Linked DNA regions of Mus musculus: region 2 is linked to region 1. A link is a loop called in an ENCODE intact Hi-C map of the cell type or tissue named here. Cell type or tissue: heart. All regions are shown on one strand. Links, peaks and the distances in the headings refer to the core of each region. The heading gives the core; the rest is flanking DNA.

Evidence for each region. Peaks named below come from ENCODE experiments on the same cell type or tissue, not always from the same donor. Only the 100,000 strongest peaks of a DNase experiment are listed, where the experiment ranks them.
Region 2: a loop joins it to region 1, with 4 times the contacts of the local background. A loop is called at or near these places in 1 of 42 quality-filtered maps.

What each region holds. Positions count from the first base shown.
Region 1 is chr2:28,636,701-28,644,394 of GRCm38, reverse strand. Tsc1 (TSC complex subunit 1) reads right to left here and starts at 3,162. Exons shown (of 23, transcript NM_022887.4): 1 at 3,105-3,162. In heart, for the core only: a CTCF peak has its summit at 4,396 (motif pointing left); a DNase peak (open chromatin) is centred at 3,424; H3K4me3 peaks cover 2,594 bases; H3K27ac peaks cover 2,492 bases.
Region 2 is chr2:28,511,950-28,519,643 of GRCm38, reverse strand. It overlaps a transcript of Ralgds not described here. Among named protein-coding and RNA genes, the nearest start is that of Ralgds, 18 kb to the left of the region's middle. In heart, for the core only: a CTCF peak has its summit at 4,972 (motif pointing left); DNase peaks (open chromatin) are centred at 4,883, 5,753 and 5,983; H3K4me3 peaks cover 1,788 bases; H3K27ac peaks cover 985 bases.

The sequences.
Region 1 (7,694 bases), core at 2,258-6,257:
AAATTACTTTATGGGAAATCTCAGTGAAATTTAAATGAGTATGCACACCAAAAATATTGAGTATACACACAAAACTCCATTACATAGTTATCAACTGATGATCTAACATTTTCTAAACATACATGTTCAAAACAACAACAAAATGCTCAACTAATTCATATACTTTTCTTTCATGCCTGTAGCCAATAAGACTTGTCTTTAAAAGGGGGATTTATAAGACAGCATACAGGGAAGCATTGTTTAAAGGTAACTAACCTCAATGTCCCATCCAGCCCTGGAGTCACTCATTTTCTTTGTCATTATAGAACTATTAACATAGAGTCAACACCAGTTCTCATTACTCGGGAGTATTTACTAAAGCTCAGGACGAGCTGGAATCACAGAAACCTGGCATTAAAGAACCCAGGCAGTTCCAGAAGTGAATATCACTCAGTACAGCACTGGAACTAATATAATAATAATACCTGCAGCCTCAAAAATTTTGAAGAAGACAGAATAGATCAACCCAGCTGTGTGCAAAGTTCAAAGTCACCACAACTTCACAAATAGGCTAGAAGATAGCTTAAGAAAGGCCTCTGCAATAAATTATAAATTCAAAGAAGCGTGCTGGTGAGATGGCTCAGCGGGTGAGAGCACTCACTGACTGCTCTTCCACAGGTCCTGAGTTCAAAGCCCAGCAACCACATGGTAGCTCATAACCACCCATAATGAGATCAGATTCCCTCTTCTGGTCTGTCTGAAGTCAGTTACAGTGTACCTATGTATAATAATAAATAAATCTTTAAAAAAAAATTGAAAGAAGCAAATAACCCAAAATGTTACTTTAAGTCCATGATCAAGTATCTTTTTGGAACACATAAGAAGACTTCTTCCAAAACAAAAAACAAAAACAAAAAAACCCCATGCACGAAAACCTCAAGGACAGAGTACACAGGTGTGCCTACTGTGGGGACAGATATTAGGCACACAGAGGGTCAGGTAAATTCATTTGGAATTCTTTGCTTCTGGCAATTCTGTTCTCCTGTAACCATTACATATTCAGGTTTGTGCTAGCTCTGCCCTGGTCAAACTGCTCAGTTTTCTCTCACAAGTCTGCACAGAAAGCACCATACCACAGCATCCACAGGACCAGGTAGCTCTGCTCGTAAGCCAATGAGGAAGCGTGGCGCTGAGACACAAGCCTGCAGACACCAGCTTATTGAAAACATGCAAGAAACTGCCAGCCTGCTTCCTTCTACCTAGGAATTTAGGGGCATACCAAGTGTTCATGACACCAAGAGATGCATGAAGCTAAGAAAGCTTACATCATCTGCCCTTCTAGCCCCATGATGTAAGGGTGTTTTTAGAGAAGATATTAACTTTAGTAAGAAGGTATTTTCTGTTCACATCCTCTATAAATACCCCTTACATTTACACCAGGTGGTTACAAAAGTCTGAACAGCCTCGTTTGCCTGATGTATGACTGTTAAAGGGGCATTTCCTTACAAAACTCTAAATCAGTTTTCCTATTTGCATATCCCAGGTTTATTCAGCGACGCTCAAGTTAAAAATCACAGGTGGGTTGCTCAGTAAATCAAAGGCTCCCAGAAGATTAGGCTCTGTGAAGCTTCCTAGAATTTACCACTGCGCTTCCCCAGCCTGTTTGAATGCAGATGACTCCAACTTGATCCTAAAGTTATAAATCAAAATATCTCAGAAGAGCATTAGTCTATTTTAGTACTTTTACAGCTTACAATACGTAAAGTGAAGTGCTAATTCCATATTCGTTTTCTTAAGTAAGGATTTCAGCCTTTTTTTTTTCAGTGAATACCACCGGTTTTATGGAAAAATACAAAATACTTTGTAACCAAATTTGGATTACCAAATACACCGTGCTGTAAGAAACAAAAGCTTAAGACATACAAACCAAATGCACCCTGTTCAAAATCTCTCACCACACACACACACACACACACACACACACACACACATATCCCTACCTTGGCCAAATGATTAACTACACTCACTTAATAATAGGCCACCTTTAATCAAATAACAGACAAATGGAACCAGTCGGACTTCAATTCCAGTGCTGTCTCAGAATAGGGGGGTGTGACCTTGGGCAAATTATTCCACTCTCTCCAGGCCTCAGTTTCTTCATTTAGAAAGGCTGCAGACTGCTTCTCCTTTGTCCAGAACCAAAGACAGGATGGCTACCAAGCACTTTCAATAGTGCTCGGTCACACAGGCACCCCCTATTCCCCCTCTCCAAAAAACAAAAAACAAAAAAAAAACAAAAAAAAAAACAAAAAAAAACGATAGTTGCGATTACTGGCCGACCACACTCCACGCCATCCCCACGTCTCTCTCATTCCAAATCCAACACGCGAGAAGCCAAACTCTTCTAACCCACAACACAAAGAAAGTGCTTGGGTTCTAAAAAAGGTGTCTGGGACCGCAGGCAGTGGGTCCTCCAGGTCCTCAAATGAATGAATGAGCGTTCAGCAGTGGCTGGGCAGGTAGCTGTCGCTAACGAGCACCTCTGCCGACTTGGAGGTAACTGTCTTCCAGCATCAATTAAACACCCACAAGTACACCCAGAGCCAAGCACTCGGCCGTGCACACTCTCCCCGAGACGGCGGGCGCCGGGCAGCCTCCAGTGCCCACAGGCGGCCTTCATTCATTCTCCACCCCCAGCCCCGGCGGCTGCAGTAGAGGCTCGAGCCGCGACCCCACCCCCGGGTCCCCGTGCCGGGCCCGGGGTCTCTGACCTGCGCGGCGCACCCCCGCGGGAGCCTGTCACCGCAGCAAGCGAGGGGGGCGGGTTAGCGGGGCCACCTCGGGCCCGGAGCTGCAGCCAGCCATGCCATCGGACGGAGCAGGCCCGCCTCAGCTCCCCGGGGCCCCAGCAGCCCAAGCCGAGCCCTGCCGGAGCCAGCGCGCGATGAGGGCGAGGAAGAAGCTCCCCGAACCCCCTTCCCCGGACCCCCGACTCGGCTAACGCGCTCCGCAGCGCCCCACAGCGTGAGGTCACGCTGCCAGAGCTGCCCCGAAAAGCCCACAAGGAAAAGAAGGGGAAACACCCCCCGTACTCACCCACCGTCTCCTCCCCCTCAGCTGTTTACCTCACAGTCCCTCCAGCCTACAGGGCGCCGCCATCTTGGACGCGCAGCACCTCCCCCTGGCGTGAAGCGTCTCGAGCGGCGGGGGCCTCCGCTATGAAAAAGAGTCCCTATTCGGGTCTCTACTACGCTCCGAGCCTAATGCCAGATGGCCAGAGTCTCAGCCTCTCCAGACAGGACAGGATATACCACTTATGACGATACAAGCTGGCCGAGATAAATAAAACCGAAAGAGATTTTAATGTGGAGGCGGGGACGGCGGAAGGATCGTGAAGGTGGGAGCCCACTGAGAGATCTTGTGACTCTGAAGGAGGCCGAAAGAAGTCCCGGCGCAGAGGGCGGAGCCACGAGACCGGCCGAGGGGTGGGGTGGGGAGGGGCGGCCACGTGATGGTGACAGGAGGCGCGCGCTCGGAACAAGCACAGTCAAAAACAAGCTGGCAGGGCTAGGCTCAGTGGAGAGCGCTGGCCCTTTCGAGCCAGGTCCCTCTGTCTTTGGCACACCTGCCACCTTTGGGGTCTCCCTGTAGGCGTTCCTATTTCCAAATGAGCCTCTGGGATCCCCTTGGATGGACAGCCTGTCAATTGCAGCAAAAAGGATGGGGCTTTCCCCCACCACCACTTTTTCCTTTGCAGAAGAGTCTGTGGAGTGACATGTAGAGGCCAGCCTTAGTCAGAGGATGCAGTTTATGTTGTAAAGTCAGAATACCTTGATTTACTTGCATGCCATGACAAGGTGTCAAGTCTTTTCAAACCTTGCCGGCTGTGGTGCAAAGCTTTTTAGAGGGATATCAGAATGTATATAGTTTTCATTTGCTGTTATTTTCCTTATTTGTATTATTTTTTTAATTAATTATGTATTTATTAAGGTTTTCCAAGACAAAGTTTCTCTTTATGCTTTGCCCATCCTGGAACTTGCTCTGTAGCCCAGGCTGGCCTGGAAGTCAAGAGAGTCTTCTGCCTCTGCCTAGCTTTAAAGGTGCTAGCTTTAAAGGTGTTCACCGCCGCAGCTGCCCCAGCAGCCGCCGCCACAACCACCACCACCACCTGGCATTGTGTATTTTTTGTTTTGGTTTGTTGTTGCTGTATTTTGTTGTTTTTTGGTTTGGGTTGGAGTTTGGGGTTTTATTATACTTAAACTTATATAATAAGACCCAGTGAAAGATGATAAGCGGAAGCTAGAGAAATGGCCTTGCCGTTAAGAGCATTTGTTGCTCTTACAGAGGACCAGGGTTAGGTTCCCAGAACCCAAATGGCAGCAGCTCCCAACTACCTATAACTCCAGTTCGAGGAGATGGCGCCCTCGCCTGGCCTTCTTGGGAACTAGGACTTCTCTCCTAAGCATACATCCAGGAGGCTCTCCTTGTCCTTAAGATAATTGAGTTTGTGTACACTCACCCCCAAATTGTAGTCTTTCAAGTCGTGTGCATTGCACGTTGGATAAGCCAGGGAAATTATTAACAAATAAGTATTTTGTGTGTATTTAGTGGTTGCTTTGTATTGAGAGAAAAGCTTTGAGGTGTGATTAAATCGTAAACTCTGATTCTATTTGGGAAAAACAGGAAAAAAGGTGCACTTAATCTCTAGCTAAAACAGCGTAATTTTTCAACTTTTACCCTAAAATTATAATTTCAAGATGTTTAGACATACTGTATCTTGTGTTTGTGTACCCTCTCCCCAATATTATGGTTTATTCTTTAATGCCTTTTAATTTGGATATAATAGCTTGTACTTTAGATTTTGGTTGCTATCTTGCCAAAATAAGTGTTACTGTTTTTCAAGCTTGGCCCCCTTCCCCAATTGTCTTATTTAAAGAGAAAGTTAAACTCATTAAAAAAAATAATAATAATAATAATAATTGAGAGGAGGCAGAGGCGGGGCAGGCACCTTAATATAAATAAAACTCAAAGTACTTTAAAGTACCACAAGACTCAGTAGCACTGTGGAAATTCTATTTACTTCTGCGACAGGGTCTGAGTCTCTGCAGCCCAGGCTAGTTTTGAACTAGAGAATCTCTTGGCTCAGCCCTTCCCACTGCTTGGATTACAGAAGTGCGCTACTGTCCTAGTTTGCTTTCTGTTACTGTGATGAAGACCATGACCAAAAACAACGTAGGGAGGGAAACGTTTATTTCTTCTCACGGCTTGTAGTCCATCATGAAGAGAAGTCCTGGCAGGAACTCCAGACAGGGCCGTGGAGAAACAACGCTTCCTGGCTTGCTCCTTCATACAAAGCAGGACCACCTTCCCATACAAGACCCCACCCACAGTGGGCGGAGCCCTCAACCTCTGTTACAGGCCGATCTGATGGAGGCATTTTCTCAGCTGAGATGACCTCTTCCCAGATGATCCCAATTTAAGCTGAGTTGACCAAATAAACAACCTAGCCAGAACAGTTGCCTTCTCTCGGGTTGGATTTTACATAAAGGCTGATTTTTGTGAAATAGAAGTAGGAGAGGAGGCTGCAAAGAGAGTAAGATCCCAGACACGGGTGTTGAGGTTTATAAACCGCAGTAGTAAAGTGCGGCGAGAGCGAGCACCTCAACGGGCCCTGCCAAGATGTTTCCCCTGAAGAATCAGCCAGAAGACAGGCCTAATATTAAAAAGGTTTATTGATGGGATGGACCAGCCGGGGACACGTGAGGAGGAGGGGAAATGGAGAGGGGAGAATGGAGAGAGAAAAGGGAGGAGGGAAAGGTAAGGAGAGGTCTTCTTTTATGTCTGGCTCCTGGCTCGTACCTGGCGGGTGGAGACACAAACTGTTGCTAGGTAACTGTTGGGCGGAGCCTAGCGGAATTGCTAATACATGAAACAAGAACAAGGCCTTTTCAGCAAGAAAATTCTCGGTGAGTTATGGAAATAAGTTTGGAGACTTATTGGGTCCCAATTCAATACGGCCTGGAAGAAGAAAACAGGTGCTGAAGAACCACATAGTGAGTGGGGCTGACTGCATGTTGAAGCCCTAAATGGGTTTTGCTAAGACTACTGTTAGACTCCTGGTAGGGGTGCTCCGGGAGAAATAGAAAAATGCATTCTTTCTAGGCTCACTAGCTTTCTCCCTTATTTCCATCTCTCGTGGGTGTCCTTGGAGCAGTAAATGACCTTTTTAACATGAGGCCTTGAGCCACGCGGGCTTCCTAGAAAGGTAGCAATGATGCCGGGATGCCCCCGTTCTGCTATTGTCATAGAGGCAGGTGAGAGACATTGTAGATTCCAGACAGAGTTTGGATGCAGGTTTCCCATCATAGTAACTGGGCAAGCCTTAGTCTCCTCACATGCACAAGGAGTGGTGCCTAAAGGAGCGGGGACAAACCCAGGATGCCCTTAAAATATAGGCAGTGCACAGCCTCACTCGGCTATTGTCAAGTTTATTCAACCTGTGCCCACTGTGGACAGAACATCCATTTTGCACATTTCAGCTGCCCAAGCATAAGCCCCGGAGGAAAGGGAAGAGGAGGGCTTGGGGTTCTCTCAGCTTCGCTGGTGTATAAGCCATTTCACAAGAGCAGATTCTTGCCTTTATATTTGCGACAGTGTGAGGAGTCGAGTGCGCTCAGAGATTTCTGAGACCACCAGTGGCTGGGAGACTTACAGGGTTTAAGGAATGGGGGTTCCCCTCCTGGCCCTGCTTCCCTCAGCTTGCTGACCTCATGGGGATGGAATGTTCTCACAGGCAGATGGGAACTGTGAGGTGCTGAACTCAGGGATGTTGGAGAGGGGTCATAGCTAAGTGGTTACTGTTTATATAGTACCTGGAAGAAGAGTGGTAATTGCTGCCAGGATATGGATTCCAGGGACCCCAGAGGGGAGGCAAGAATACAGACAGATTGACAGCCTGGCCAGTAGCTGTTTTACCAATCCAGGCTCTTCAAAATTGATTGCACACAGCACCCTAGAGCCTCCCTGTGGCAGGGGCTCCCTAACCGTGGCCAGCGAGGGCAGATGGTGTTGATCTGATGCAGACTGTGGGCATCTGTCACTTTAGTCCACGTAGCATCTTCTCTCTTCTGAGGCTGTGAATTGCCCTCCCCCTTTCTACTTGTGGTAGTGGCCCGGGCCATCATAGCGCAGGCCATCAAGCATGGCTCAGGCCTCACCAAGGCAAGATTCCCATCTTCTAGCTAAGCTGACAGGCCCCTGTTTGAACATGTGACTGGAGCTTTTGTTTGGAACTTTCCTACCAGCACAACTGCCTTCTTCAACATGTAAAAGACCATCCCATATGGGCTTGTGGACTTTCCATTCCTTCATAGAAGGAGTGGGCAGAGAGGGTCCCTGGGTCCTCACCTGAACATCTAGTCACTCCTTCCAGCCAGTTATATGCAACTTACTCTAAGTGCACCTGGCTTGGGGTCTCAGAGACGAGATGGGCTAGAAAATATAACCTTGGAAGAGAATGAGAAGAGGGCTTTATCTAGAGGCACAGAGGAGCCGTCTTTCACACTGGGTACAGACTTTCTATTATGACTATTCTAGGGTTACACACGCTTCTTCCATAATCCCTAAGCCATGGACTCATAAGCCTTATAAACTCATTGGTTCACTACAGTGAAATTTGGTGGAGCCTAACCTTGGTTATTGAGACTCTAGAAGGG
Region 2 (7,694 bases), core at 2,482-6,481, 120 kb after region 1:
GGAGGCGAGCAGGGAGAGGACTCAGTCCTCTCACCCAGCCCCGCAAGAGCAAGAAGCCTCAGCTCCTTAATTATGCACCCAGTCTAAGGGCAGGGCTACAAGGCCAGTCCAGGAGGTAGCCAGAGGCCACCTCTTGCTAGACTGTGTCCCTGAACAGCCTTCTTCCAGCACAGGGTTGGGCTCCACAAATGAACATAGCAGCACCTAAGGGGATCTATAGTTACCTATTCCCTTGCAGGGAGGCCAGGAGTGGGAATTTCCTTGGAGAAAGGGAAAGGGGAAGGAGAGAGAACACAGACAGGTTCTGAAGGATGGTAGCATGCACCTTTATCCCAGAACGTAGGAGGTAGGGGCAGGCAGATCTCTATGAGTTCAAGGCCAGCCTGATCTACATGGTGATATTGTTCTAAAAAATATACAAACAAACGAAAAAACACTGACTGGCTTAGCAATCATTTCAGGATATTTAATACTAAAACCTCAAGCCCAGTGTCCAGCTGCCCAGACTGTGTGCTGGAATCCAGTTACCTCAACCTCAAACCCTGGAATCTACCAGCGGAGGCAGGCAGACTCAGCCACGTGCAGGCCCTGGGCCCGATTTCCCACATCCCATGCAAGTCCCCAAACGTGACATAACTTACGGGGCAGTATTGATGTTTAAAGTGGTGAGCACACAGGGAAAGGGACAGATGAGCCAGAGATGGAGAAACAGGTCAAGAGGAATTATGCTGTGGTCAGCCGGCTAGTTAGTCTCAAAGTTGGTTTGAGACCACAGCCTTGTATTCCAGGAGCTCCAGGGGACTCTTGGTCTTTGCCACACCTGGGATGCTGCCGTGCCCCAGGACTAGGGAGTCCGGGGCTACAGGGTATTTGTGTTGTTAAAACATCGTGCCTGTCCCTCTGGAATGGCCGGCACCAGGCTACAATTGACTGTACAGCTGATTCTGAATCTTTCTGACATTCTACCACTGTCCAATTGTCACTCGGATATCTAGAAAATGGCATTGGTTGCTAAGGGACTGGCCTGATGGTAGGCAGCTGCAGCTTGGGGTAATAGGAAGAGGGAGTAGACTGGGGTTTCTCTCAGTAAGGATCCTGGGGCTGTGGGCTGCTAGGCCCTATATGGAGGTGTGGGTGGATCAACCACAGGAGGTAACCACTCAGAGCTAAGAGCCACACACAGGCGGTGGGAAAGCCCCTAGCCGGGAGTCTTCCTGCAGGTATTTTGGGGGACTATGGTTGCTAAGCAACTGTACTAGGTTGCCATGGGAACTCTCCCTTCTTCTGGGACTTGTCATTTTTATGGAGATGCCACATTCCTTCCCATCTCTACCTCCTCAGGCTGTCTCAGCTACCTGTAAGGGGCCCTGGAGGCTCCCCAAACCTACCTTTGCCTACAAGGAAGCCACCTATCCAAGAAAGTACTATGCCTCTAAGACTCAGTTTGGGGGTGTGTGTGTAGGGGATTCAGGTCTCACAGTGTACCTCAGGATGACCTTGAACTCATAATTCTCCTGCCTCAGCTGGGATTGCAGTCGTGCACCACCCCGTGACCCTCTAAGAGAGGATTCTCTTGAGGTTCAAGACCCAACACAGAAAGCAGAGTTGAGGCCCTCATTAGAGTCAGGGGGATGAAAAAAATCTGTCTAGCTTGGTTTGCATCTCCATTCCTGCTAACCACCAACTCAGGCTCTTCCTGCCTTGACAGGGCTCTGACCACTAGAAGCCCAGTATAACTGGAAGGCATTCTCCGCCCTAGCCCTGGTGCCTGGCCCCTCCCTGGCTTGTCTGTAAAGGAGTGTCACCTGGGGCTTGCCATTACCCAACCAGGGGTTGTCCCCATGCCCAGCCAACCAGTGTTGGCAGCAGGCCATGCTGGGTAGACATGCCTCCTCTGGGACAGGCTAAGGCTAAGGTCCCTGCCAGCCATGTGTTGTATAAGCAGCTCACCTTTCCCTAAAACTACTTCTTGTGGCCTGTGGTAATAGGTAGGGGAGCTGTCTGGAAACTGCAGTAGGCCAAGGCAACTTACTGGTGACGAGCCAGAGGGAGGCAAAGTCCAGGCCCCAAGGTGTGTGTGTTGGGGAGAGGGGGTGGGGGAGAAGCTGAGGTCTCCTCAGTGGTTACCAGCAACACCCTGCTGCTCGCCTGCTCTCATTCTGATTTCCTTCAGTGTGTGTCACCAAGGATGACTCCTGACCTGTTTACAGTTTGCTTTGTCTCCTGGCAACCAGATGAGCTTTTGTGGAAACTCGGGACAGGGCAGTGCAGTACTGAACTTCCACACCAGAGGTTACAGCGCCACCTGCTGGTGCTACCATTGGTGGCCTTCAAGCCTTCCTACACAGGTGAAATTCTGCCAGATCCTAAGGAACCTGGCCTTCCCTATAACCCTCCTCACAGGCTCAGCTGTGTCCTTCCAAAAGCCCTTGGGTCCTGCAGATCCAGGCAACACAAGGCTAGACTGGGATGGGGTCAGGTCAGGGCTCACTCTCTCACTCTCACACACTCTCTCTCTCTCTCTCTCTCTCTCTCTCTCTCACACACACACACACACACACACACACACACACACACACACACACACACACGATGTCCTTACAGTAATGGAGACAACCAGACACAGACACACAGAGACACAGACACACAGAGGCAGCTGTGTGGAGGCAGAGGACTACAGACACGTTTAGGGGGATTTAAAGCTAAGGACTACAGCCATGCCAGAAGCTGTGGTTCAGTGGTGTTGATGCCTTGCTTTTAGGCTTCTGTCCTCTAGAACCACGAGAGATTTCTGTTGCACAGGGTCATCCAGTATATGGCATTCTGCTAGAGCAGCCACAGGACACTAACACAACGTACCAGGCCTGTCACCTTTTTGTCACCGTCATGCCTACCTCGCTGACTCTTGTCTCGCTCCCTGTCAGCTTTCTGCACTGCTCTTCCTGCTTTCTCTCGTGTGGCTGACCTATGAGATGCACAAGCACATGGATGAATGGCTCTCCAGCTCTGCTACTTCACCAAGTTCAGACAACCGTAAAAGTCAGAAGCTGGGGAAATGGCTCAGAGGTTACAGGGCCAGGACCTCCACGACTCAGGCAAATGCCTGATGGCTGTGGCTATCCAGACAGATATAAATCTAGCCTCAAAGGATAGAGACGGAATCTCCAGAGCAAGCTGGCCAGCAAGCCCAGCCCTATTAGTTGAGACCCTGCCTCCCTCAATGATCACAGCACCTACCATATGCATGTGCCAACACATGCATCTACGCCCAGTGTGTTGGAGTTCCCAGCACTCGGAAGAGGATGTCTGTGAGTTCTGGGGTCTACACAGTGAGTTCCAGGATAGCTAGTGCTATGTAGAGACCCAGTCTCAAAACAAATGAACCAAAACTCATGCACAACATATATACACATATATGTATAACACACATACCTGAAAATGGAAGAGGAAAAAGTCAAGAGACAGCAGCAGGTGTGCAGATGGGGGGTGGGGTGGGGTGGGGTGACAGCAATGAAGGCAATAGCAGGTGAGGAAGAAGATGCTTCCTGCTGCTCATGGCCACCCTGGTGCCAGGACAACCAACCTCTGTGTTTCCATATCCCTGGCCCTTCGATCTCAGGAGGCTAAAGGCCATGTGAGTCACCCATCTCTGTCCTTTGTTTTCCTCTCAAGGCCTACCTGGTCTCCCATAAGCACAGTGGAGACTCATTCCAGCACCTACTTGACCGTGTGTGTGTGTGTGTGTGTGTGTGTGTGTGTATGTGTGTGTAAGATGACACCGTAACACTTGGGGACTGCTGTCAGCTGTGACTAAAACACAACCTTAAGAGTTGGAAGAATTGTGGGTGGGGATGGAGAGTGGCAGGGATATAAACTACAGCAAGCCTGGCTCTGGGCAGTGGTACAGGGACAGTCATGTCCTCTCTTGGTCTCCTCTCCCAGCCTACACACTGGAGGGTCGACAGGTAAGCAAAGTCAGATGTGCCCCTCTGGCACACACCTCCCATTGGCCTGCATGCTAACTCTTCTGCTCAGCCCATACATCAACCCTAAGCCGCCGGCCGATCCCCACCAGCCCTAACCCCATCCCCTGAAGTGGGCTGGAACTGACTAGCTTCCAACTAACAAATACCATGACCACAAGGTCACGGCCAATGTTCTGTTTAGAAAGCATCTTGTGTCTTACTGGATTTCTTGTTTCCTCCTGGCCCTCCGTCTTCCCTGTCCGACTCTGAGGAGGCGGCAGGTTCTGATGTTATGAGCCGTTTTACAGAAAGGCAGGTCCACATGGCCAAGAAGCCAGAGAGGTCTCATGGTCACCGTGGATCCTGCCAACCACAGCAGGATGAGCTCCAAAGTGGTTCTTCCCAGCTGAGCCAGCGTGGGTCTTGTAACATGAAATGGATTATTATCAAGGTCTGGGGGCCGTTGGCTGTGAGTCAGGGGCAGATTCTCACACCTCGGAGGATAAACAGAACATCTGCTTCTCCTCTTGTATTCTTAGGTGTTTCCTTTTTTTGGGGGGGAGCAGGGGGTTCGAGACAGGGTTTCTCTGTGTAGCCCTGGCTATCCTGGAACTCACTCTGTAGACCAGGCTGGCCTCGAACTCAGAAATCCGCCTGCCTCAGCTTCCGAGTGCTGGGATTAAAGGCGCTCGCCACCACGCCCGGCTCTTAGGTGTTTCCTAAGGGCAGGACCTACCTACAGCCGTCATTTTAAGAGCCACACCCAGGAGCAAGGTAGCCACTGGTTAGAGTTCAGGCACGCAAGGCACTACGGGAAAAGACAAGAGGAAGCCAGGGCCCTTACACCCAACTCACTCTGAGGACAGGGATGCTAGTTGGGGGAGGCCTGAAAGAGTGGAACACACAACACCGAAAGAATGACTCTTGGAACTCTGTCCCCCTCCCCCGCAGTTGCTCCATTGACTAAAAGGATACTGCTGCCCCCCAGTGGTCAGTACCAGCACTACAGCCCCCAGGCAAGAAACCCTGAAAACAAAACACTACCTTTTGTTTGCGGGTTGTCAAGGTAGCAGGTCTCCCAGGCCCCAGCTGGGCAAAGGAACAAGACCTGTATGTTTCAGGGGTTACCACAAAGACCTCAGGAGCCTCATTTCACCCCTCTTTCCTTCTGATGGCTCTGGGACTCTGGCTCACTCAGGGGGCCTCCTCTTTCAGTCTAGGCAATGACCCTGACCCCATTTCAAATAAGAATCACACATTCTAACTAGGGTGGTCTTGTCCTTGGATCCTGGAGGAATGGTCTAGAGTTTGCCTCCCTCTAGTTACTCTGGCCTTTAAGTCACTCAAACCCTAAGGCTGCTTAGCAAGTCCACCAGGGGGAAGGCATTTTCCTAGAATTTTTATGGGTCATTGTAGGAGAACCAAAGCCAAAAGACATTCCACAAGCCCCTGAAACCCCCGGGGGCGGGGACGAGTCACAAGGGCCAAGCATCCTAAAGTGCAAAGGAGGAAACTAATGTCTCCTCAGCAGCCTCCTCCACACTAAGGACCTCCGCCCTGCCCTCCAGGCCAGTCTGAGGATGGCCCCAGACAAGCAAACCCCAGGAATCTTAACATCTCTCGGTCCATCAGCGCCTCTCGTACTATGGGCACCCCCAAATGTTGCTAGGAGACTGGACGCCTCAGCCCCAAGACAGGGCTGCCTTCTGCCTCTTCCTTCTTCCACCTCACCACACCACCTCCACTGTCCCACCCTTCCTCGGAAACCTAGGAAGTCTGTAGATCTATCGAGAGTGAGTAGGGGGTGTGCGCTCGTGTTTGGGTAGGTTCCACAAGGAGGGGGTTAGCCAGTGTTCCCCAGGACCTCAGGAGATTCATTCCCCAAGCAAACCCTACGCGAAGGTTGAGCCCTGACCCCACGGGCCGGAAGCCTTCCCTTCTCCGCTGGTCCCCGCCCACCTGGCATGCCTCTTTCCAGACCTCAGTTGCTCGATTGTACCCGGTTGGACAGGTTGGACGCGGAACAGCGTTAAGTGCACGCTCTGCGTGGACGCTCGCTCTCCGGGTGGGTGCGGGCTTCATTCACACCCACTGGTACAGGGCCCCATGTCGACTCACCTGGCAATCTACCATCATCCTCAGCCTCGGCAGCTCATCGCCAGCCCCAGGGCGCGGCCCAGGGCTCGCAGAGGCCGCTCGCCTCGGCCCGCGCGCGGCGCAGCGGGGCGTCCGGCTGCGGGGCTCATGGCGCGGCCTCCGGTCCTCGCCAGGCCCGGAGCTCCGCGGCCTTCGCCAATGCCGCTTCCATTGTCTGCGCCGCGCCGCGCCGCGCCTCGCCTCGCCTCGCCTCGTCGCTCTCCTGGCCGTTGGGGCCTCGCTGCTCGGTTCCGCCGGAGCTCCGGGAGCTCGGGACGGGTGGGCGGAGACAGCGCGGCCCCGCCCCGGCCCCGCCCAGCTCGCCCGCAGGTGCGAGGGGCGGGCCCCGGTGCGCGAGCTCGAGGACACGCTCGGCCTCTTTCCCCGCCGGTCGCAGGCGATTAGACCTGGGACGTCGGCCTGGTGTCCACCGCCCGGCGCGCGCACGTGACCCCGCCTAGCCGCGCGCACGCGCCGCGCACCGAACGCCTCTCTGGGTTTGTCTCCGGACGCCCCCTACCCCCACCGCCCCCACCCCACAAGTCCTCTGCCCAGCCGCCTGCGCTGTACTCCCGCCCCGGCAGAGTTTAGAATCACCATCATGAGTGCCTGAGTATAGGTGGACATGGGGCAGCTCCAGGATGGAGATCCTGGACATTCAGTTTTTTAGGTACCCCGACGCCACCTGCAGGACTCAGCTTGGTGGCAGGAGACTCTGAGACTGGCAGGAAGGTCAAGTTGCTCCTCCAGTCCCTCCCTGGACCTTCATCTCTCCTATTCCTTCTCTTCCCTGTCACCACAGAGAATCAGGTTGCCTCTGGCTGGTATGCCGGTTAGGAGAGAACCTAAAAGGAGGTTCTTGTACCTGGGGATGAGCAAGTGTTGGGGTCTGGAAAGTTACTTCTACCAAGGAGTCCTTAATCACTCGGGATTAAGCCTCATTTGGGGAGTTGGAGAGATGGTTCAGCTGGTAAGAACGATTGCTGCTTTTCCAGAGGAGCCAAGTTCAGTTCCCAGCACTCATTCTGGAGCTCCAACGCTGTCTTCTGGCTACACACATACACATAAATAAAAATAAATCTTGCTGGGTGTGGAAGTGCACACCTTAAATTCCAGCTCTGAGGAGGCAGAGGCTGGCAGAGCTTGACTATGAGGCCATCCTGGTCTACAGTATAAGTTTCATGCCAACCAGGGGTCCAGAGTGAGACCCTGTCTCAAAATCCTTAAACAAAAAGCCTCATTTATAATGGGCAGTGGCACCAACGTTCACAGCTAACCAGCTTTTGTGACCACCTAAACTGTGCCTGAGAGACTTAAAAGCAGTGCTCATTCTCTGTCCAGTGTTGGGCGGGGCCTTCCCCAGCCGGTTGATCTCCTGTCTCAGCCTATGGAGGCCTCCATCTTCCTGTTTTATTTGGAAGCACACTTACAGGGGCGGTCACTAACCCATTTAATTTTCTTTTCTTTTTTTTCAATTTATTTTACTTCTTATGTGTATAATTCACTTCTGTAGCACTTATGTGCAGTGTTCAAGAAATCTAGAAGAGGATATCTGGTCACTTGGAGCTGCCTTGTGGATGCTGGGAATTGAAC